2 separate regions of the Homo sapiens genome follow, and region 1 is linked to region 2. A link is an interaction called in ENCODE POLR2A ChIA-PET data of the cell type or tissue named here. Cell type or tissue: GM12878. All regions are shown on one strand. Links, peaks and the distances in the headings refer to the core of each region. The heading gives the core; the rest is flanking DNA.

Region 1 (12,351 bases), core at 3,186-11,185, 65 kb after region 2:
TTCTCCCAGTGTGCGGTTGTTTTGTGTGTTTGTGTGTGTGTTTTGTTTGTTTGTTTTCAGTCTGTCCACAGGCGTACTTTTATAGGTCTGTGATAGTAGGTAGCTCTTCAAGTTGGCAAACACCTGCTGGACAACCCCTGAGAGATTCATCTGAGTGAGAGAGCACTCTCCAGCCCCATCGGAGTGGGTTTGCAGGGAAATCATAAGGTAGAGATTCAAAGGAATTCCCTTGCGTTGCAAATGAAAACTGTATCTTCAGACTCTGATATAGTGTAATCCTTCCTTTTTAGGAAGAAATCCTTATCTTTCCAACACTGAGATGCTTCTGCCGAAGAGTAGAATGGGAGGTGAGGAATTGGGGTGGGCCCTCACTGCTTTGCCTCCGGATCAGTAGGGTACAGCCCTTGGAGACCAGGATCTTCCTTGGCTGGGACACCTTCGTCCTCCCCTAAGGGAGGAGAGGTAGGGATCTGCCTGTGGAAAGAAGTTACAGTGCCTTTTAAATAGAAATAGGAGGTAGGAGGACCGTCAGTTGTCAGTTCGTGCACAAATGGCATTGTTTCTGGCCTTATCTCTGAATGCTGAGGAAACAGGTCAGAGATCCTAAAGAGAATCTAATCTCTTAGAATCCAGGCATTGGCACAAACCCCCTCTAGCATCTTAGGGAGGTGGTTTGGTGTAGTGGTTAAACACATAGACTGTAAGACCAAACCACCTGCTCTGTCACTCACTAGTCCTGTGACCATAGGCAAATAAATTATCTGCCTCAGTTTCCTGATCTGTAAAGGGGTGAGATTGAGACTTCTAACTCACAGTGCTGTTGTGAGGACCAAATGAATGAATATATGTAAAGCCCTTGTAAAAGGGCTCTTATTCTCTTTGTTCAATAACTAGCTGAAGGCCTGTCATACATAGCCCATGTTTAAAATGAAGTATGTGTCAGATGTCAGGACCACCCTCTTCTCCCTGCCCTCTGATCCAAGCCCTTTCAAATTTCTCCCACGGCTCATAGTGAGGGGACACGCAAAACGGGCTGCTGCCGGAGGAAGAGGAACAGTGTTGTGGCTCATGCCATATGAATGGGCTCACTGGCCTGGCCCAGACCCTGACTGCCCACAGGATCTTTGGTGAGTCACTGTCACTGAGCCTGTGAGCCTAGGGTCCCTCTCCAACCTCACCCTCAGAGAGGACAGAACAAGATGACCTGTGGCATGCTGCAGAACACCATGTTGGGGACTGTGGGTTTAGAGTCCTCTTGGGGACATGTCCATCGTTCACTAATTCGGTGGAGTTGAGCTGCTGAGAGCTAGGAAAGCTACTCTCCCCCCGGATCCCAACCTAGCCCTGTGGAAGACCAGACAAAAGAAGGAAGCAATGACATTTCTGCACTTTTTAGTTCAGAGAGGCACAGTCAAGGAAATGCATTTGAGGTCACTGTTCGATGTACTTGAAGTACTCATCCTGGAAATAGTCTACTTGGAGTAGAGGGAGCTCAAGTGGGCATGGGAACGTTGTGGAACCAGACCAGGAACAAAGGCGGCTTCAGAGGCCGTCTGTGAGGACTTGCATGGGAGCAGGGGCGAGAACATCCAGGGAAGAGAAGGTAGGAGCCTTGGAGTAAAGGAGAACCAGCTCCTCTCCACCCACCAATGCCCTCCCCATCCCCAGATGAATGAGGTAATAATAATACCTGTAGCTGGACATGGTGGCTCAAGCTTGTAATCCCAGCATTTTGGGAGGCCAAGGCGGGTGGATCACCTGAGGACGGGAGTTCGAGACCAGCCTATCAACATGGAGAAACCCTGTCTCTACTAAAAATACAAAAATTAGTTGGGCACGGTGGTGCATGGCTGTAATCCCAGCTACTTGGGAGGCTGAGGCAGGAGAATCACTTGAACCCGGGAGGCGGAGATTGCGGTGAGCCAAGATCGTGCCATTGCACTCCAGCCTGGGCAACAAGAGCAAAACTCCATCTCAAAATAATAATAATAATAATATCTGTGATGCAGTTGAATGCTTACTGTGTGCCAGGTACTATTTCAGGTGCTCTGCATGGATTATCTCAGGTGATGCTCTCAATAAATCTCAGATGAGGTATTTTCCCCTTACTTTATAGACAGAGAAACGGAGGCACAGAGAAGGAAGCGGCAGTTAAAGCTGCGAAGAACCTAACAAATTTCAAGATTGTAAGTGCCTTTTCCCAGGATGCCAGCAAGTACTGAGGCAAGTATGATTGCCCTAGGTGCCAACTCTTATTTGCACTTAACACATTTACTTCCTCCTTCTTTCCCCCTCCTTTTTATTAACTCTGTTGCTTTTACAGCCTGTATTTTGAGCTGCATCAAACCCTGTTGGAATAAAAAAGGACATTTCTAGGAGATCAGTCTTCGAGATTGGCCCCAGTTTCCCCAGAGTAGGAAGAGGCAGGAAGCCAGAGCACATGTTCTCTCCAGAAATAAAGTTGTTGCAGTGGCCTAACCGTGTCTTAGAGTTACTGAAAACTCTGTTCTCTTGAGATTTCTCAAGAAAGGAAACCTATCTTGCAAGACAAAACCCACCTGTAGTCAATTCCTACAGGAAATAAATTCAAAATAATGTTTCAGGCAAGGGCCACATGTCACCACCACCACTTTCCCACCAGCTTTGAATGTGGCTGTCCTCTGTGTCTCCAGTCATTTCCCATTTCCCCCGGCATCTGTGGCTCTGTCCTGGCAGAGTCCAAGGGATGCTTGGGATCCAGGTGGGGGAAGGGTGCTTGAAAGCACCCAGACAGCCAAGCCCTGATATGGAGACTGGTTGAGACTGGTTGTGACTGGTCTCAGGCCAGCATCCCATGGCAAGAAAGCTGAGTTTTGGTTGTGCCAGACAAACTGGTGGGTCTATTTCTCCGCCAACACAGGAGTATGGGAGGTTGGCCCACCCTCTCTAGATTTTACATGCCTCTGTCCTGGCTGCACATGGCCTGGTCTCTTCCCTTTGGCTTTGAGTTCACACATGTGGGTGTGATATGGCATAGGAGCCAGGCAGAGGGAACAGAAGCACAGTTCTTAGAGCTTGAAATGGTCCAGGTGTCTCTGGAGCCAGCTTCTGGATAGCACAGCATCCTGAATACTTCTTTAGGAAGACGTCTCTGGTGACTTAAACTGGGACTTCTCGCTTTCCCCAAGGCCCAGTTTTCTCAGCTCTTAAACAGGGAAGAAAGGCAACTTGCTGGAAACTCAGGAACTTTGTGTAATGAAGATCCTACAGCAGAAAAGGAAGGGTCAGCTCGCTGCCCGCACAGTCCAGGATGTGTGGTTTTAGGCTGAGAAAGTGAGGGGGCAGCAGGACGTGAGTCATCCCCAAAGTCATCCCAGGAGGAGGTGGAGGGTAACAGCATCTGGCTTTGTATGGCTTCCCTAGCCTTTCATTCATTCGTCTGTTCAGTCAACAAATAGCCTGCTATGGATCTAGTGGATCAACAAGATTGACCAGCCCATGCTTTTATGGGCCACAAACCCCTTCTTGCATTGAGTTTCACACTGAGGACTGGCCATGAATACAACAGCCAAAGAGGCAAAGTCAATCTCTCCCTTCCCCCAACAGACCTGCCACTTCTGGACATGAACCACACACCTCATCTTCCAGTACATCCTTATTTATCATTCGCTCTCTCTACAGACCAGAGCACAGGAGACTGTGCCAGGCCACTCACTGCACAGTCCACTCCACCACTGCCGAGGCTCTTGCTCCCCAGCATTCCTCTTCCAGGGTCAGTGCCCCTCACTTGTCTGATCCCTTCAGCAAGAGAAAGCTTCCCAACAAGACCCCCCACCTCAGAGCTTGCTGGGCACAAAAAGCTGAGTTTTCAGGGAGGGAGTAGGGCCTGGGGCTGTACCTCTGCTTTCCTGGTCCAGAAATTCAGGTGTTTGGGGCACTCAAAGAGAGGCTTCTGCTATTGGGAACTGCCTCATGGGAGACTGAGGTTCTGAGCAGAACCCAGTTTCTTCATTTTCCGTGGGGAAGTCTATCTCCAATGATGGGACCCTCTAGCCCTCTGCCTAGAGCCTTCACTCCACCCCAGACCTGCTGAATGAGAATCTGCATTCTAACAAGATCCCCATATGATTCATAAGCATGCTGCAGTTTGGGAAGCAATCACAAGAATGACTCTTGCTACCTGGTAAGTTTAGAAACAATATGTTAACACATTCCGTTTCAGTCAGATGTTCAAAAAACACCACTTTTTTCTATTTTAAGTCCTGTTTTTCTGAGCAAGCATTCCTACTGTTCTAGGTAAGGGATAGTTTAGCACATGGGACCTGGGGCCAGACTATTAGAAATTAGAATCTTGTCGACCATTTACATGCTATGAGGTTGGGCAAATTGCTTAACTTCTCTGTGCCTCCCATTCCTCTGTAAAGTGGAAATAATAGGGTTGTTATGAGACTTAAATAAGTAAAATGCATAGCACTATCCCTGGCATTTAACAAGCATTTATTTGAATATTAATTGGGTTTGGGTATCCCCCAGTTTTGTTATTTTGTTTTTATTTGTTTATTAATTTTTTGAGACGGAGTATTGCTCCATCATCCAGGCTGGAGTGCAATGGCACAATCTCAGCTCAATGCAACCCTTGCCTCCTGGGTTCAAGCAATTCTGCCACCTCAGCCTCCTGAGTAGCTGGGACTACAGGCTCCTGCCACCATGCCCAGCTAATTTTTGTAATTTTAGTAGAGACAGGGTTTCACCATGTTGTCCAGGCTGGTCTCAAACTCCTGACCTCAAGTGATCCACCCGCCTCGGCCTCCCAAGGTTTTCAGATTACAGGCGTGAGCCACCCTGCCCAACCCAAGTTGGTTGGGTTTTTTGTTTTGTTTTGTTTTGTTTTTTTGTCACAAGGCCTCACTCTGTTGCCCAGGTTGGAGTACAGTGGTGCAATCTCAGCTCGCTGGAGCCTTGACCTCCCAGGTTCAGGTGATCCTCCTTCCTCTGCCTCCCCAGTACCTGGTACTACAGTTGCATCCCACCACGAATGGCTAATTTTTGTATTTTTTGTAGAGACTGGGTTTCACCATGTTGCCCAGGCTGGTCTCGAACTCCAGGGCTCAAGCAATCCACCCACCTAGGCCTCCCAAAGTGCTGAGATTACAGCCATAACCCACTGCACCCGGCCTAATTTTGTATACACCACCTTTACCATCTTTTAGGATGAAGTGCTTCTGTGGCTGGTCTCATCCATTTAGCATAGATTCTTGCCAGTTTTATTTTCCAAAAGTGATTTTCTTCCTGGGGGCAACTTACTGTTGCCCCAAAATATATCCATTTTAGGACTGTTCATTTATTCAACCATTCAGCACCTACCACCTGCAGGGAATATGAAATTTTTAACTGTGACCTTGAATACTGCCTCTACCTTTTATTTTGTTTTTTCACTCCTCCCTCTCCACCCATTTACCTCTCCCTTTTTAATGATGGTTATAAAATCAAATGTTAACGCTGATTTATAAAAACCATATATGTGTATATATATATATATATACACACACACACACACACACACACACACATATATATAGATATATATAGGACTCACTCTCCTGTTTCCAGATACCTTCAAAGGCATTGTTTCATTTTATCTTCACATCTGTGTGATGTAGGCAGAGCAAGTATTTTTTTTACCCTATCACAGGGAAATGAGGGTCTGAGAGCCTGCAGTCGGGCAAGTAGCAAGTTTTAGAGTAGGGCCTGGAGTCCTGCACGGTGGGCCCTGGCAGGCAATGCGTGAGAGACTCCAAGTCTACTATACTTCCCACCACCCTGTGTTAACTCCCCATTTAAGCCAGAGGAGTGACTTACAGGTATGGGGATAGGGATGGGACATTCAGGCCAGAGAAGGGAGAGAAAGGGACAAGGGAGAGAGTACTTCATGCAGTGACTTCAATTGCAAATACCCTATTCCATTGTCCCCACTAGAATTCATATTTATCAGACTTGTATTCTGATTATTTCATAATATATGGGCACCGAAACAACCAGACTAATAGGGGAAATAGTTTAGGGCAAGAGGAGCTCAAGATTTTTAAAAATTATTATAAAAATAATACATGCTCGCTGGGTGCAGTGGCTCATGCCTGTAATCCCAGCACTTTGGGAGGCCGAGGCGAGTGGATCACCTGAGGTCAGTAGTTCAAGACCAGTCTGGCCAACATGGAGAAACCCCGTCTCTACTAAAAATACGAAAAATTAGCCAGACATAGTGGAGCATGCCTGTAATCTCAGCTACTCAGGGAGTCTGAGGCAGGAGAATTGCTTGAACTCGGGAGGCAGAGGTTGCATTGAGCCAAGACCACACCATTGCACTCTAGCCTGGGTAACGAGAGCGAAACTCGGTATCAAAAAAAAAAAAAAATTAGCCGAGCATGCCTGTAATCCCAACTACCCAGGAAGCTGAGGCATGAAAATCTCTTGAACCTGGGAAATGGAAGTTGCAGTGAGCTGAGATCACATCATTGCACTCCAGCCTGGGAGACAAAATGAGACTCCTCTGTCTAAAAAAAAAAAAAAAAAAAAAAAAGCTCATGTAAAAACTATACCATAGAGAAGAATATCAAGTGAAAAATGCTCCTCCTTAGAATCTCAACTTTCTAGTCTAACCCCCCGACATAACTACTTTTAATCATTACTTGTAATACACACACACACACACACACACACACACACATAGGTATTTTCACTATAATATATAGTGTATACCTTTTTTCTTTTAATCAGATGAAATCATACCATGGGGTTTCGCAACTTGTTCTTGATACCTTTGCACGTCACTGCATATAGATCTTCTTGCACGCCTTCTTTTATTATCTGCAGTGGAATAGACCATTATAAAGCACGTCCTTATGCAAGTGGACTCTCTGGGTCATGGGCTATGCAAATATTTTCATTTTATATGATATTGCCAAATGTCCACCCAGCACATAAGAGAAAATGCCAATTTCAAGGCTGGGGATGTTTTTTGATCCCCTTCTGATTACATATGGCTGGTGGTGTCATGGCCCATCCATATCTCCTTTGCCAACATTAATCCCGGCTTTGGCATCTCTTTAACTCTCAGTAGAATGAAATCTTTGGACGCTGATCCTCAGCAGTGAGGCATTTTCTTTGCCTTCTCTTTCCAACTCTGTAGTGGTCATTGATTAACAAGCCTGTCTCTCCCTTTCACTGGCCCTTTCCATTTAGACCCTGGCCTCTTTCCTCACTCCATCCTCCTCCCAACCTGCACTTTCTGGAACAGCCCCACAGGGCCCAGCTGGTGGGTGCCTCCTTCCCCAGGGGTGTGGGGTGTATGGTTGGTTTTGTGGCAAGGTCATCCTCATGGTCACCACCTTGCTTGTTGATGTTCCCTGCCATTGGCATGGTGGTTGTTATGGGATCAGCATGGGTAACCAAACCCTGAAGAGACACAGCTTTGCTGCTAGGAATTTTAAATCTGTAGTTCCTTACTGTCTCGCCAAAGGCTGGCTCTTAATAGCTCTTGTTGCCAGCGGCGCTGATGATGAAACCAGCCCTCGCCCTCACCTTTCAGTGGTTACCCACTTTCACTTCCCATCTGTCTGCTTATGCCTTGGCCGAAACAGGGACCACTCAGTGCCTCACTAATGTTTACAGCCCTCTGGATGATTTCTAGCCACCAGCTCTGATGGGCCCTATGATGAAGGAAGAAAAGAAGAATCAGTAGCAAACGGGAAAAGGAATAATTGCTGGTGCTCTGGGTCCCAGCCCTGGGCTTTGAACACCCTTGGCCATTCCCAGAGAATGCCTGGTCCATCCAGTTGCCTGACTTCCATGCTGCCTAACCACAAGAATAAAGACCAAGGCCTGGGGGTACTGGGGCCAGGTGCAGGCTGGTAGGCCTGGCACACAGTGGAGGGATAGGGGATGCAGCCTGTTGTGAAATCCAAGATTAGCATCTCCGTCTACCCCGTCCACCTCATCTGCCTCTTTCTGTCTCATTTTCTCCTTTGTCCTCAGCAAATTCAGCACTTCCTTCTCACTGTCTCCTTCCCTTTTGCCTCCAAACATCTATGCCTTCCTTTTTCTTCCTACCCATCACTTCCACTGCCTGTTCCCTGAGATAGCAGTCTCTACCAGTCCACCTTCCTTCCCCTGCACCTGCTCTCCTCTACCCTGAAAGGTATTGCCCGTTTCCGCACCCCTGCTGAAAATCTTGTTGCCCCTTAGCTTCAGACGCCCCAGCCTCTTCTCAGCACTCTTTCTGAAACCTCTGCAATTGGTAATGCTAATAGAGCACTTCCCTAGGACTGTCTTCTCCCCTGACACCTGTGTACACCCCACCTCTCCAGTTCCACAACAATTTCCTTTTTCCTTATCCCCAGTATCTGTCCCTCCACATTTTTTTCGGGGTTTCACCGAATCCATCCCTGCCCTAAATCATCACCTCCACATGCACTTTTCCACCAGGCCTCCATGTCCTGCCCCATAGCTCTCAATGTAAGCTGCATATCTCTTCTGTTAAATATAACATTTAAACCAAAATGTCTCAGCTTCTCACCTCCCACCCTGAGCAACCTCCCTCTCATGATTCCCCTGCTTCAATAACCAGAGCTGCACCTCTCTTACATACTCTGAAGCTTCAAGCCTGGTGTCCTTTGAATCCAACTTCCACACGGCATCAGTCTTTACATCCTCTGAGATTTCTCCCAAAGCAGTGCCTCTCCTGAATCAGAGCTCCCCACTCTGCCACCTTTTCCAGATTATTGATTCCTGGGTGGCCCAGTCCTGTACACTCTCCCCATGTGCCTTCATCATCACTCCCTTACGCAGACACCTCTCGGGGCCCTCTGTTTGTGGAATGGGGCCCAGCCATGCAGATTTTCTCCAGTCCATACCCTCGTGTCCTTCCCCACTGGGGAACCTCCCTCTCCCATGCTCATCCCAGGGCTGACTTCCCCCAGGCCGTGTGCACCTCACCTCTATGCACCCCTTTATCATCTGTGGGAGAAGATCTCTTCTCTAAATTCAACTCAGAAATGCAGATGACTGCCCCATGCATTGGGTCTGCCATTGTCCTCCCTCTTTGCCTGTATACTTGTTTTGTTTTCCCAGCAAAATCAGAAGCTCCTGGAGCGCCTTTGCATTTCTTCATGCCCTGCTAAGGTGGGGTTGGTAAATTCATAAACTCAGGGGCAAGGCCAGAATGCATATACAACAGGTAGACAAGAAGGACGGTGTTGGCCGCACAAAACCCATCTATAGATTGAATGGACCCGTGGGCCGCACCAGTTTGAGATCCTTAGCCAGGTGCCTGGCCCTGTCAGTGAGTCCATGAATCCTTTGTGGTGGATGCCCCAGAGGCAGCAGTCAGTCCCCAGCGTCCGGCAGACTGTTGGAGTGGGTGACCTGATTTCCCTGGCCTGGTGTAGAAGGAGCAGCCTGCCTCAGCAGGCACAGAGGTGTCAGCTTCTCACTCCGTGGGCTGTGCTGCACCTGAAGTCAGGTGCTGCCACAAGGCTCTGGTTTCCTGTGAGATCTAACCAGCGGTCGCTTTTCTCACTCATATACTAAGGAAAGAGTGGGCCTGCCCTTCCTCCACTCATGACCCACTCAAAGCTGCCCAGACCAAGTTTACCTGGAGTTTGTGCGGGTGATTTTGGCTGGGCAGCACCTTTATGCTCTGAAGCATTTGGGAGATGGGGATAGGGGTGGAGACAGAAGGACAAGAGGAGAAAGGCAGAGAGCAAGATGCAGGGGGAACGACGCCCTGGAAACCGGGGCCCTATTTTCACTCCTGTGGCCTGCCTTCCACCCCTACCCCTCCCACTGCCCCAGGCTAAGTCCACACGGCAGCCCTTGACACCTCTCAGGTGCTTCCCAGCCTCCAGTCTCACTCCACCCCACCCAAGCTACACAGGCGGTGAGACTCAGCCGCTGAACCGTGAGTTTCACAAAGCCTTTCCCCATGACCACTGCCTGCAAAACAAACTCCAGACCGCTCTGTCTGGCTGGAGCTTTCCATGACAGGGCCCTTCACTGTCTGTCCAGCTTTATTTTCCTCTGTTTCACCACGGGAAGAATGTATTCTGCCCGGTCCGGCTTGTCACCACCATACCTTAGAACGTTAACTTCTTCAGGAATGTGAGCTGCTCCCAAGTCTGTCCCCGCATTCTCCTCCTGGTAGCAAGCCTGGGGAATGGCATAGTTACCCTAATTCCACAGATGAGGAGAAAGGGGTCAAAGAGTTCAGGTGCTTCTCAAGACCACAGCACGACAAGCAGGAGAGCTAGTCTCAACGCAGGCCCTTTTTGCTCCACAGTTCAGGGTCTTCCCACGTAACTTTACTTAAAGGAAAATTGTAAGCTCCTGAGAATGTGGGCTAGGCCGTACTTGTTTTGTTTGTAAATGTGTACATGGGTGTCTTGGTTCATTCAGGCTGCTGTAACAGAGGACTATAGACCAGGTGGCCTGTAAGCAACAGAAATTCATTTCTCACAGGGAGGCTGGGAAGTCCAAGATCAAAACGCCAGCAGAATCAATGTGTGATGAGGGCCTGCTTTCTGGTTCATAGACAGCTGGCTTCTCACTGTGTCCTCAGATGAAGGAAGGGGAGAGGAAGCTCTCTGGTGGTCTCTTTTATAAGGGCACTAATCCCATTCATGAGGTCTCCACCCTCATGACTGCATCACCTCCCAAAGGCCGCACCTCCAAATGTTATCACATTGGGAATTAGGTATCAACACGAATTTGAGGGAGAGTTTTTTGTTACCTTTTTTTTTTTTAGATGGCGTTTCACTCTTGTTGCCCAGGCTGGAGTGCAATGGCACGATCTCAGCTCACTGCAGCCTCCACCTTCCAGGTTCAAGCGATTCTCCTGCCTCAGCCCCCCCGAGTAGCTGGGATTATAGGTGCGTGCCACCACACCCGGCTAATTTTTTGTATTTTTAGTAGAGACAGGGGTTTCACCATGTTGGCCAGGCTGGTCTTGAACTCCTGACCTCAGGTGATCCGCCTGCCTCGGCCTCCCAAAGTGCTGGGATTACAGGAGTGAGCCACTGTGCCCGGCCACAAACATTCTATCTAGTGACATTTTATCTATTGCTCATGGGTTACAACTACAATATGTAACAAAACAGAGCTAGGTAAATAATTAAGAGGAACAGTCATGCATTTTCTTTGGTTTGGTTTTGTTTCTTCTTCTTCTTTTTTTTGAGACACTCTTGCTCTGTCGCCCAGGCTGGAGTGTAGTGGCACTATCTCTGCTCACTACAACCTCCTCCTCCCAGGTTCAAGTGATTCTCCTGCCTCAGCCTCCCAAGCAGCTGGGACTGCAGGCATGTGCAACCATGCCCGGCTTATTTATTTATTTATTTTTTTGAGTTGGATCCTCGCTCTGTCACCCAAGCTGGACTGCAATGGCGTGATCTCGGCTTACTGCAACCCCTGCCTCCTGGGTTCAAGTAATTCTCATGCCTCAGTCTCCCTAGCAGCTATGATTACAGGCACTTGCCACCACCTTCAGCCTATTTTCTTAATTTCTTACTTTTTTTTTTTTTTGAGACAGAGTCTCGCTCTGTCACCCAGGCTGGAGTGCAGTGGTGTGATCTTGGCTCGCTGCAACCTCCGCCTCCTAGATTCAAGTGATTCTCCTGCGTCAGCCTCCCAAGTAGCTGGGACTATTAATTTCTTAAGTGGTGGCCAGGCGCGATGGCTCATGCCTATAATCCCAGCACTTTGGGAAGCCGAGGTGGGCGAATCACAAGGTCAGAAAATCGAGACCATCCTGGCCAACATGGTAAAACCCCATCTCTACTAAAAATACAAAAATTAGCTGGGTGTGGTGGTGCACCTCTGTAGTCCCAGCTACTCAGGAGAGTAGGACTCTCCAGCTGAGGCAGGAGAATCGCTTGAACCCGGGAGGCAGAGGCTGCAGCTAGCTGAGATCATGCCACTGCACTCCAGCCTGGGTGACAGAGTGAGACTCTGTCTCAAACAAACAAACAAAAAAATTTATTAAGTGGTGACGTTTCTACACAAAGTGAAGGGATAACCGAGTTCTGTAATTGAATTACATCACTGCTCCCTGCCCTTCTGCTCCACCGCGGTGTACCCTGGCCTGCCTTTCCCCGCTGTGGCTCCAGAGCCAGTGGTGACCCCCTGCCCAGGCAACAACAAGGAAGAGATGGGCACCTCTAGACCCCAAGATGCAAAAGTTCCTCTCCTCCCATTCACACACTCTTTTTGGCCAGCATTTCCCTGGCCGGGATCCCTCCAGCAGCTCAGTTGAAGAGCTAGCCACCTAAAAAAGATTTGCATTACAGTACAGTGTGACAAGAGCCATCGTAGAGCTGTGCACAC
Region 2 (12,351 bases), core at 2,900-10,899:
ACTAGAAATAACCGCTATTTTTGCTTATTTCCTTCCTGGTCTTCTTTTTATACATATTTACTTATTTGACGACTGAGGGGAAATGTTTATTCACAAGTGTAAGTGAAAAAAATATATAAAATTATAAACGGCACAATCCTAAATTTGTTCTGCAAATTAGGACTGTTATACATATGCAGTTCTGTGTCCTGTTTGTTTCATTCAATATTAAAAACCAACATCTCCTTTATGTCATTAAATATTCAGCAACTTGATTTTTAATGGCTTCATAATGTCCATCACATAGAATAGTGTATACACTGTTGCCCTGTAATGGGGCATTTAGGTGGCTTCCAATTTTTCAAATAACTCTACCATGAACCTCCCTGTGTATTTTTAATTATTATCTTGAGCTGATTTCTAGAAGTGAAAATTATTTAGAACTCTTGTTTTGCATTGCCAAATAACTTCCTGAAAATCCCCAGCTATTGGCACTTCCACATCATATAGAAAGTACAGAAAAGTCCCTAAGTGTGGGACATCTTGGTTCCTGTAAAAACAACCTGAGGTTCCTTTTTTTTTTTTTTTTTTGAGACAGAGTTTCGCTCTCATTGCCCAGGCTGGAGTGGAATGGTGCGACCTCAGCTCACTGTAACCCCCACCTCCTAGGTTCAAGTAATTCTCCTGCCTCAGCCTCCCAAGTAGCTGCGATTACAGGCATGCACTGCCACGCCTGGCTAATTTTGTATTTTTAGCAGAGGTGGGGCTTCACCATGTTGGTCAGGCTGGTATCAAACTCCTGGCCTCAGGTGATCCACCTGCCTTGGTCTCCCAAAGTGCTGTGATTACAGCTCAGCTTCTTTATCAACGGACAGCTGATCCAGATCAAACAGAGGACACTGCGAGCAAGGAACCAGATCCTCAGAGCCGTCTGGTGCTTTGTGACTGAGCACAGCCAACACTGTCTCCTAGCAGGAGTCACCTTTCACCAGGTTAGGCTGCTGTAACCAACAACTCCAGAATTTTAGGGGATTACAGCAAGCACGGTTTATTTCTCACACACATCATTCAAAGATGTGGGTCAACTGTGGCTTTATTCCATGTCTTCTTAGTCTGAGACCCAAGCTGAAGGAACAGCCCAGCTCCTATCTCCAACCTCATGGTCACGGACAAAGACACAAAGCAGAAGTCCACAATGGTCTTTAGAGCTTTGACTTGGACTTGGCGTGTACAACTCCCACCCTCTTCCAAGCCTAAAGCCAAGGAAGCAAGGGAATACACTCCTCCCATGGGAAGGTGCTCCAGGTCCCGCGGCCTGGGGTGATACAGACAGATCCTGTTACAGAGTGGACAGAAGAGAACTGGGAACAAGGATACAATCTGCCACAGCTATGAGCAGTTGGAAACGATGCTTAGTGTTCATCGTCACTAAATCTGACGTCAGGAATCTCTGGCACCCAGAATACCACCTCATACTGGAAAATCCCATGCCCTAGAAGCCTTCTCCAATGGCTGATGAGAAGGATCACCTAGGTTTGACTTTTGTGCCAATAAAAGGAAAAAAATAAAATATACGTGTGTTGTGTGTGTTTATGAACATATATTTATAAGTAGCTCCATGTAAAATAGTGAAGGTATATGCTGTTAAATTTTTAAAAGGCAAAAGTAAAATTATATGTATGACAGGCTACCATTTATTTATTGTTTGTTTGTTTGTTTGTTTTTGTGAGACAGAGTCTCACTCTGTCGCCCAGGCTGCAGTGCAGTGACGCAATCTCAGCTCACTGTAACCTCCACGTCCCAGGTTCAAGCGATTCTACTGCCTCAGCCTCTCGAGTAGCTGGAATTACAGGCACCCGCCACCATGCACAGCTAATTTTTGTATTTTTAGTAGAAACGGGGTTTCATCATGTTGGCCAAGCTGGTCTCGAATTCCTGATCTCAAATGATCCACCCACCTCAGTCTCCCAAAGTGCTGGGATTATAGGCGTGAGCAACAGCGTCCAGCCTATCATTTATTTTTTTTATTGGGGGAGAATACATATACATTTCTGTTTATATACACATAAAACATTTCCCAAAAGATCAATAAGAAGCTGGTGACAGTGGCTATTTTAGGAACAAGAACTAAGGGACTGAAAGTGGGGAGGAAGGCTTGCTTTTCACTGTATACTCTTCTTATAACTTGGATTTTTTTTCCTTTTGTTTAGATTATCTTTTCCAAGAAATTTGTTCTCATTAAAAATTTTAAAAATTGTCCTTTCTCACGCACATCACATATCTCTCTGTCTATGCTTCCTTCATTGCTCCCACATTGGGACATGCCCTGAATTCCCATTCCTACAGCCTGAGAAAGCAGAGTTTCCAGAAAGCACTAGAAAATCCAAGAAGAACAAATACCAAGATCTACAAAGCAAAAAAAGAGCTCATGCTCCAACAGGCCAACCCGCTTCCTGTGGTTGTACAGACCACACTCCCTCACCACTGGCCTGATAAGCCCCTTTGAGTAAGGTGAGATCTGCAGATAGGGCTGAACTCTTGCGTGAGTCAGGAGTCTTTGCAGCAAAGGGGGTGGAGAGAGGGGAAGGAAAGGAAGAGACAGAAAGAGAGCAGCAACACGTGCAAAGGAAGCCAGGACTGGATGAGATGGAGGCCACTGGTGCCCCCAAGATCAGGGACTCTACAGATGGGGCTGCCTACCATACCATAGGCTGCCGAGACCTCTCCTCTGTCTTCTTCACATGCCCACTCCTGCTCCAAACCTCCCATACACCACATGCTTGCTGTGAAGAGATCCCTTTGCAGAAATCTCAAGGGCTGACATTTTTACCATCTGGAGGCGTGGAACCAGGACAGCACCCATAGGAACAGGAGCTAAAGTCAGAGATAACATGAGGGCATGGTGTCTAGGGAAATGGTGGAAATTCTGAGGAGTACTTTGGATTTCTAGAAGGCATTGAATTTGGAGTGCAAGCCAAGCTTATGTCTAAATAAGCCTAGAGCCCACAGTGGTCACTGGGTTTCACAAGCAAAGGTCATGAATATAGAATGTTCTTGCATGAGTGGTGGCGAGGTTGGTCTGCATCACTGGTCATCTGCTGTGAATTTTTTCAGGGGAAGCTCACATCCTCGGAGGCCTTCGCCTCACCCTAGAAAGATACAAAATGCCCTGGAGAAATGCTGTATTCACAGCACATTTGCACAGGACACTGTGTCAGTCACTGATCTGGAACACTTTGCTTGCTTACCTCCTTGAGCTATTGGTGCAATAACCATATGCAGATGGGCTAGCACAGGCTCCTGGGCTCCCTGAGTCAGTTCCACAGAACCCGGGATCAACAAGGAGTTACGAGAGTTCCATGGAACAAATAGAAGACATGATTAAATACATTTAGGGAAGATGGGAATAAACAAGATTTATGACTGCAGGACTTCTCAGAGTTTTGATGCTTTGATATGCATAATGAGCCCCCAAGAAGGGAATTATAATAGAGAGTGTATCTCAAACTCCTTTGACCATGGAATCTTTTAGAACAGCATCCCAGCCAGGGTTGCAAGGAACACATCTTGGAAGCCTCAAGTACTTCCAAGGTCAGCAGGCAACAATCAGGCAAGCCTATCGAAAAGAGAACTTCTGGGAATGAAAATGGGGATACTCTGGCTTGGTTTTTACATCCCAACCAGTGCCAATTTCCATCTGGAAATACTTTTGCCAGGTCTGCCACAACCTGAGACCTCCACATCATGCAGATTTGGTTTAGCCAAAGGTACCATCGAAGTCTACACCCCAAGCCATTAACTATAGAGACTACAGAGGAGTGGGATTAGGGTGACTGAGGGGAAACATTCACATCCTACTTTATACACTTCTATTTTATTCTTTTTTAAAATAACAAGCATGTATTTCTTTTTACATTTCTATGTATATAGTAGATGTGACCCTTCAGGAAGACTCAAGAGAGCACGGAGCTTGTCTTTCTTGTTCCATAGCATATCCACAGTATCTACAGGGATTGGCATGTAGTAGGTGCACACTCAACATTTATTGAATGACTCAAGCTGTGAAAAAGGGTGAAGACAGTAGATATAAGAGGGAAGAAGGCAAAGACCGAGACTGAAAAGCGTACTCAAGGACAAGGAAAAAAATGAGTTCAAACTTTTAAAAATGAGACCGGGTGCAGAGGCTGAGACCTGTAATCCCAGAACTTTGGGACGCTGAGGAGGGCGGATCACCCGCGGTCAGGAGTTCAAGACCAGCCTGGTCAACATGGCAAAACCCCATCTCTACTAAAAATACAACAACAGCAACAAAAATGAGCCAGGCGTGGTGGTGCATGCCTGTAATCCCAGCTACTCGGGAGGCCGAGGCAGGAGAATCACTTGAACCTAGGAGGCGGAGGCTGCAGTGAGTGAAGATCGCACCATTGCACACCAGCCTGGGCAACATGAGTGAAACTTCATCTCAAAAAAACAAAACAAACAAACAAAAAAACCAACTTTTAAAAATGAACTTAAAGGCTGGGAGCAGTGGCTCACACCTGTAATCCCAGCACTTCGGGAGGATGAGGCAGGTGGATCACCTGAGGTCAGCAGTTCGAGGCCAGCCTGGTCAACATGGTGAAACCCCATCTCTACTAAAACTACAAAAATTAGCTGGGCATGGTGGCACATGCCTGTAGTCCCAACTACTGGGGAGGCTGAGGCAGGAGAATCACTTGAACCCGGCAGGCAGAGGCTGCAGTGAGCTGAGATTGCACCACTGCACTCCAGCCTGGGCGACCGAGCAAGATTCCGTCTCAAAAAAATAAATAAGTAAAATGAACTTAAAAATTCCCTATAGAGTTTCAAAGTGGTTAATTAAAATGCAGTAATATTGAAAGACAATGTCAAGAGAATGAGTAGAGAAGCCAGGAATTGGTAGAAAACATTTGCAAAAGACACATCTGATAAAGTACTGTTATCCACTTTATACAAAGAACTCTTAGCCAGGCGTCATAGCTCATTCCTGTAATCCCAGCACTTTGAGAGGCTGAGGTGGGTGGATTGCTTGAGACTAGGGGTTCAATACCAACCTGGCCAACATAGTGAGACCCCATCTCTACAAAACAAAATAAAAAGTTACAGCTATTCAGGAGGCTGAGGCAGAAGGACTGCTTGAGCCCAGGAGGTTGAGTTTGCAGTGAGCCATGACTGTACCACTGGACTCTAGCCTGGGCAACAAAATGATACCCCGTCCCCTTTGCCCCCGACAAAAAAAAGACCTAAAATGCAACAACTAGAAAACAAACAACTCAATTTAAAAATAGGCAAAAGGCTGGGTGCAGTGGTTCACACCTGTAATCCCAGCACTTAGGGAGGCCAAGGTGGGAGCATCACTTTGAGGCCAGGAGTTCAAGACCAGGCCCAGCAACATAGCGAGACCCCTTCTCTACAATTAATAATAATAACCATTATTATTATCCAGGAACAGTGGCATGCACCTGTAATCCCAACTACTCAAGAGGCTGAGGCAGGAGCGTCGCTTGAGCCCAGGAGTTTAAGGTTGCAGTCAGCTACAATTGTGCCACTGCACTCCAGCCTAAGTGACGGAGCAAGATCCTGTCTCTAAAAAAGTAAAAAATAACGTTTTTTAAATGGACAAAAAACCTTAACAGGTGTCTTAACAGACACCTCACCAAACAGGATACACAGATGGTAAAGTAAGCATATGAGAAGATGTTCAACATTATATATCATTAGGAAATTGTAAATTAAAACAATAATGAGGTACCACCACATGCTTATTAGGATGTCGAAAATCCAAAACACTGACAACACCAAATAATGGTGAAAATATGGAGCAGCAAGAACTCTCATTCATTTTTGGTGGGGAATGCAAAATGGTACAGCCACTTTGGGAGACAATTTGGCAGTTTCTTGCAAAGCTAAACATATTCTTACTATATGTTTCAGCAGTCACATTACTTGATATTTGCTCAAATGAATTTAAAATTTATGTCCACAGAAAAATCCGCACAGAGAGGCCAAGCATGGTGGCTCACACCTGCAATCCCAACACTTTGGGAGGCCAAGGCTGGAGGATTGCTTGAGCCCAGGAGTTTGAAACCAGCCTGAGCAACATAGGGAAATCACATATCTAAAACAATTTTTTAAATTAACCAGGCATGGTGACATATGCCTGTAGTCCCAGCTACTTGGGACACTGAGGTGAGAGGATTGCTTGAGCCCAGCAGGTCAAGGCTGCAGTGAGCAATGACTGTGCCTCTGCATTCCAGCCTGGGCAACAGAGTGAGACCCTGTCTAAAAGAAAAAAAAACCTGCACACCGAAGTTTACAGCACATTTAGTTATAATTGCCAAAACTTAGAGGCAACTAGGATATCCTACAATAGGTGAATGGATAAATAAACTGTGGTACATCAAGACAATGGAATATTACTGCTAAAAAGAAATTAGCTATCAAGCCATGGAAAGACGGGGAGGAAACTTCAATGCATATTACTATGTGAAACAAGCCAGCCGAAAAAGATACATACAGTATGATTCCAACTACATGACATTCTCAAAAGGCAAAACTATGGAGACAGCAGAAAAGTCAGTGGTTACCAAGGGTTGGGGGAAGGGAGGGGACAAACAGGCAGAGCACAGAGGATTTTGAGGACAGGAAACTATTCTGCATGATCCTATAATGGTGGATACATGTAATTATACATTTGTCAAAACCCATGGAATGTACAGCACCAAGAGCAAAGTCTAATGTAAACTATGAACTCTGGGTGACGAGGATGAGTCAGTGCAGGTGCATCGATTTTTAATATTTTGGTGGGGGATGTCCACAGTGTGGGAGGTTGTGCATGGGTGGGGAGAGGTGGATGGGAACTCTGCACCTTCTGCTCAGTTTTGCTGTGAAACTAAAACTGCTTTAAAAGATAAAGTTTATTAATTTTAAAACAGCAATGATTGATGGGGCACGGTGGCTCAGGCCTGCAATCCCAGCATTTTCGCTTTGTGCTAAGACCTACAAATTATGTAGCTGGCCCAGTCTGTAACAAGATCCATATAAGAATGCTAAAATTAGTGGGTAGAAGTGAGGTAGGAGGCAGGACTTGACTCCAGATGAGATTGAAGACTGGCTGAAACAGAGAAGAGGCACCAAAAATATCTTTCCATAAGACTCACCCACCAGTGCCATGACAGTTTACCATTGCCATGGCAACATCTGGAAGTTATGACTCCTTTTCTAGAAATTTCTGAATAACCCATCACTTAATTTGTATATAAAATACAGGCCAGTCATGGTGGCACATGCCTGTAATCCCAGCACTTTGGGAGGCTGAGGCGGGTGGATCACTTGAGGTCAGGAGTTCAAGACCAGCCTGGCCAACATGGTGAAATCCCATCTCTTCTAAAAACATAAAAAATTAGCCGGGCGTGGTGGCACATGCCTGTAGTCCCAGCTACTCAGGAGGCTGAGGCAAGAGAATCGCTTGAACCAGGGAGGCAGAGATCGCTCCACCGCACTCCAGCCTGGGCGACAGAGTGAGACTCTGTCAAAAAATAAAATAATAATGATAATAAATAAAGTACGTATAAGTATAACCGCAGAACTGCCCCTGAGCTGCTGCTCTGGGCACATTGCCTATGGGTAGCCGTGCTCCAGAAGAAGCAGTTCCTCTGCTGCTGCCCTTCACTACCGCATCTATAAAAGTTGCTGTCTCACACCACTGGCTCACTCTTGAATTCTTTCCTGAGCAAAGCCAAAAACCCCCTCTGGCTAATCTCCAATTTGGAGGCTCACTTGCCCTGCATCAGAAGCTTAAGAAAAATCAGGATATTTCAGTAGCTTCAAAGTACCTCCCCCAAAATACTTGTTAATTACAAGGGGGAAAATAGAAACTTTACAGTGGAGTAACCAGCTGGACACTGTCTTAGCCAAGCAATCAGAGTTAATATCATGTATCCTGACATGGTACACTGGTAGAAAAGCACATTACTTCTGCATTATTCTCCCCCCAAATCCATAACCTTCATATAACCATGAGAAAACATTGAATGGACTTATATTGAGGAAGATTCTACAAAATGCCCAACCATTACTGTTAAAAACTGTCCACGTCATGAAAAGCAAGAAAAGACTGAGAAACTGTGACAGATGGGAGATTCAGAGGATATCATTACTAAATCAAAACAGGATCCTAGATTGGATGCTGGACAGAAAAAGGACATTAGGTGGAATACTAGGGAAACCCAACTGAAATCTATGTATTAATTAACTCCACTGAGTCAATGTTACCTTTCTGACTGAAAGTCATTGTACCATAATTCTGGAGGACAGTAGGGGAAGCTGAAAGAAGGATTTAAGGGAACTCTCTGTACTATCTTTGTAACTCTTTGGGTCATAAATTATTTCAAAATTAAAAAAAAAAATTTAAGCAATCATAATTCAGAAGGCAGTGATGAAATACACCATAAGCAAAACCAAAAGCATGTGACACTGTGGGAAGAGGAACTTACAACTCGTAACACAGACAAGAGTGAATCTCCCTAATACATAAAGAGCTTTGAGAAAAACATCAATAACCAAATAAGAGAAAAATGAACAAACAATTCAAAGAAAAGGAAAACAACTGGCTCTTAAATGTATAAGATCATCAAAATCTCTCATAAAATAACTGCAAATTAACACTACAGATAATTTTCACCTATCACATTGGCAAAAATCCAACTAGTTGATAATATTCTCTGTTGGTGAGTCTGTGGAGAAAGAGGAACTTTCAAACATTATTCGTGGGAATGTAAATGGATGCAACCACTTCTGGAAGGCAATCTGACAGCATCTATCAAAATTAAGATAAATCAGCCAGGTGTGGTGGCTCATGCCTATAATTCCAGCACTCTGGGAGGCAGAGGCGGGAGGATCTTTTGAGCTCAAGAGTTTGAGACCAGCCCAGGCAACAGAGCAATACCCCATCTCTGCCAAAAATGTTTAAAATTAGTTGGCTGTGATGTAGTCCTAACTACTTGAGAAGCTGAGGTGGGAGGATTGCTTGGGCCCAGGAGTTTGAGGCCATAGTGAGCCACGATGGTGCCACCGCACTCCAGCCTGGGCAACACAGCAAGATACTGACTCTACAAAAAAAAAAAAAAAAAAAAAAGATCAATCCTTTCTTTGACCCATTCCACTTTTACACTTCAGATTGATTTGTACAAATCCAAAATGTCCACATATATAAGGCTGCTCATGGTAACACTGCTTATAACAGTAAAATAAGTAGCATATATCCATCAATAGAAGGCTGGTTAAATAAAGTTAAGGCCCCACAGTAATGCAATACTTTATACACATACGACTTTGAAAAGTGAGGTTACCAGGGACTGGGGGGAGAGGGAAACAGGGAAATGCTGGTCAAAAAGTACAAAGCTTCAGCTATTCAAGATGAACAAGTCCTAGAGATCTGCTGTACAGCATGGCACATATAATTAACAATACTGTATTGTATACTTAAAATGGTGTTAAGAGGACAGAGCTCATATTAAATGTCATTATCACACCCACAAAAAAAGAGGAAGAGAGAAAACTTTTAGATTTGATGGTTATGTTTATGGCTTTTTTATGGTGACAGTTTCATGGGTATATATTTATTTTCAACTCATCAAGATGTACAAACTGAATATGTACAGCTTTTTGGCATGTCAATCATACCTCAATTAAAAAAAAAAGAAGAATGAGGAAGCTTTCTATCTACTAGTAAGGAAAGACCTCCAAGATTTACCAACAACTGTGGGGGAAAAGTTTGCAGAACAAATAGTATCTACATTCTGCATGAAAAAAAAAAAGAAGGGAGTAACAACAACAACAAAAATAACCCCATTAAAAAGTAGGCAAGAGATATGAACAAACACTTCTCCAAAGAAGACATACACACGGAGCCAACAAACATATGAAAAAAATGCTCCACCCACTGATCATCAGAAAAATGGGAATCGAATCCATAATGAGATACCGTCTCACACCAGTCAGAATGGCTATTATTACAAAGTCAAAAAATTAAAAAAAAACCAGCTGATGAGGCTGTGGAGAAAATAAAAGGTTTAGACACTGTTAGTGGGAATGTAAATTAGTTTAATCACTGTGGAAAGTAATTTTGAGATTTCTCAAAGATCTTAAAGCTGAGCTTACCATTCAACCCAGCAGTCCCATTACTGGGTATATACCCAAAGGAAAACAATAGTTCTACCAAAAGACTCATGTACTTGTATGTTCATCAAAGTGCTATTCACAGTAGCAAAATCATGGATTGGTGCTCATCCATGGATTAGATAAAGAAAATGTGGTACCTCTACAGTATGGAATACTAAGCAGCCATAAAAAAGAGTGAAACACATCCTTTACAGCAACATGGATACAGTTGGAGAACATTATGCTAAGTGAATTAATGCAGGAACAGAAAACCAATGCCACATTTCCTCACTTGTAAGTGAGAGCTAACCATTGGATATACATGGACACAAAAATGGCAACAATAGGCACTGGGGACTACTAGAGAGGGGAGGGAGGGACGGAGGGAGGGAGGAGGGGAAGGGTTGAAAAACTAACTATTGGGTACTAAGCTCACTACCTGAGTAACCGGATCAATTGTACCCTAAGCCTCAGCATCACGCAATATATCCAGGTAACAAACATGCACATATACCTCCTGAATCTAAAATAAAAGTTGAAATTATTTATTTAAAAAAAGAGGAATAAGAATCTATATTTGAAGTTTCTTCCATTTGCATAAAGAAACTGGAGGAATATATAAGAAACTAAAAACAGGATTTCAGAGGACAGAGAAGGTGGTAGGAACTAGAGACAGGAAATAAGAGAAAGAGATAAATTGTTCACAATACATTGGTTCCTAGTTCTGAATTGTGAGCCATGGAAATATATTACCTATTCAAAAAAATTAAAAACTTCAGGGAAATAAGTAATCATATAAAGAAAGGGTGATTACAACCAAAACTAAAATTATACCCTGAGCACAACAGTCATTCCTTAAAACAAAATATATTTTTTAAATGTGTATGGGCAACACAAAAATCATGCATAAGGCCCAAACATTTCAAAATAATCTGTCATATAAACACACCAAACCTGAATCATCAGACTATGAGAAACAGTATACATTTTATTTTTATTCCTGTTATGTACCTTGAAAAAAAGTGCATTTTTTTTTTTTAGATGGAGTCTCGCTCTGTGGCCCAGGCTGGAGTGCAGTGGCGCTATCTCGGCTGGCTGCAACCTCCGCCTCCCGGGTTCAAGCAATTCTCCTGCCCCAGCCTTCCAAGTAGCTCGGATTACAGGCACTTGCCACCATGTCTGACTAATTTTTTGTATTTTTAGTAGGGATTGGGCTTCACCATTTTGCCCAGGCTGGTCTCGAACTCCTCACCTCAAGTGATCCACCCACCTTGGCCTCCCAAAGTGCTGGGATTACAGGCGTGAGTCACGGCGCCCAGCCAAAAAAAGGACTTTTTACTTGTCTGTTTGTTAGGTAGAAGGAAGGAAATAAAGGGAGGGAGAGAAGGGATGGAGAGAGGGAGGGAGGAATAGAGGAATGGCCAGTGAGTTAGCCCATTGGCGGGAATTAAAATTAGTGTATTCTTTTTGTGGGGCAATATTGCAATATCTACCAACATTTTTAGCACACATGCCCTTTGATCCAGAAATCCTTTTTCTGAGAATTTATCTAACAGATATATTCCCACAGCTATGTAAAAGATAATTAATGCAGCACAAACAGATATGTAACGTGGCATAGTTTGTAGAGCAAAAATCTGGAAATTACCGAAATGTTCATTAAGAAAGAGCTGGTTAAATTACGGAATATCCTAAAATGAAACCTTCTGAAGAATGAGGTTGATGCTCCTATACTGAATTGGAAAGATGGTTGTGATATTAGCAAGTGAAAAAAAAAGTTGCGGTTTTGTAGACAGCATGATTCTATTTGCGTAGGGATAACATGTCTTGAAGGATCCACCAGCATCTGCTAACAATGGGTAACTGAGAAGCAAGACTGGGAATCAGGGTGGGAAAGCCAATTGGAAAACATTCACTTTTTTTGAATGAATTATGTTTACTATGTGCATTCATCACTTTTTTGTCTTTTGTTGTGGTGAAATATACACAACATAAAATGTGCCACTTTTTAACCTTTTTTTTTTTAATTTTTTTTTAGATGGAGTCTCGCTCTGTTGCCCAGGCTGGAGTGCAGTGGTGCGATCTCGGCTCACTGCAAGCTCCGCTGCCCAGGTTCATGTCATTCTCCTGCCTCAGCCTCCCGAGTAGCTGGGACTACAGGCGCCCACCACCACGCCCAGCTAATTTTTGTAT

What was found. ChIA-PET counts read pairs that join two places held together with the same protein. Peaks named below come from ENCODE experiments on the same cell type or tissue, not always from the same donor. Only the 100,000 strongest peaks of a DNase experiment are listed, where the experiment ranks them.
Region 1: POLR2A ChIA-PET joins it to region 2 with 13 read pairs; 25 of 35 experiments call an interaction of 5 or more read pairs at or near these places.

Annotation. Positions count from the first base shown.
Region 1 is chr2:112,631,955-112,644,305 of GRCh38, reverse strand. It overlaps LOC107985934 (a long non-coding RNA gene), which reads right to left and starts at 11,012. Exons shown (of 2, transcript XR_001739642.2): 1 at 6,736-11,012; 2 at 4,460-5,346. It overlaps SLC20A1-DT (SLC20A1 divergent transcript), which reads left to right and starts at 126. Exons shown (of 5, transcript NR_033871.1): 1 at 126-207; 2 at 291-347; 3 at 1,013-1,127; 4 at 2,117-2,223; 5 at 2,324-2,476. RefSeq lists enhancers at 1,345-2,544, 3,140-3,434, 2,674-3,873. In GM12878, for the core only: no CTCF peak of the experiment used is centred there; a DNase peak (open chromatin) is centred at 7,580; H3K27me3 peaks cover 374 bases.
Region 2 is chr2:112,696,548-112,708,898 of GRCh38, reverse strand. No RefSeq gene overlaps it. Among named protein-coding and RNA genes, the nearest start is that of NT5DC4, 18 kb to the left of the region's middle. RefSeq lists an enhancer at 347-526. In GM12878, for the core only: no CTCF peak of the experiment used is centred there; a DNase peak (open chromatin) is centred at 6,794; H3K4me3 peaks cover 410 bases; H3K27ac peaks cover 2,880 bases.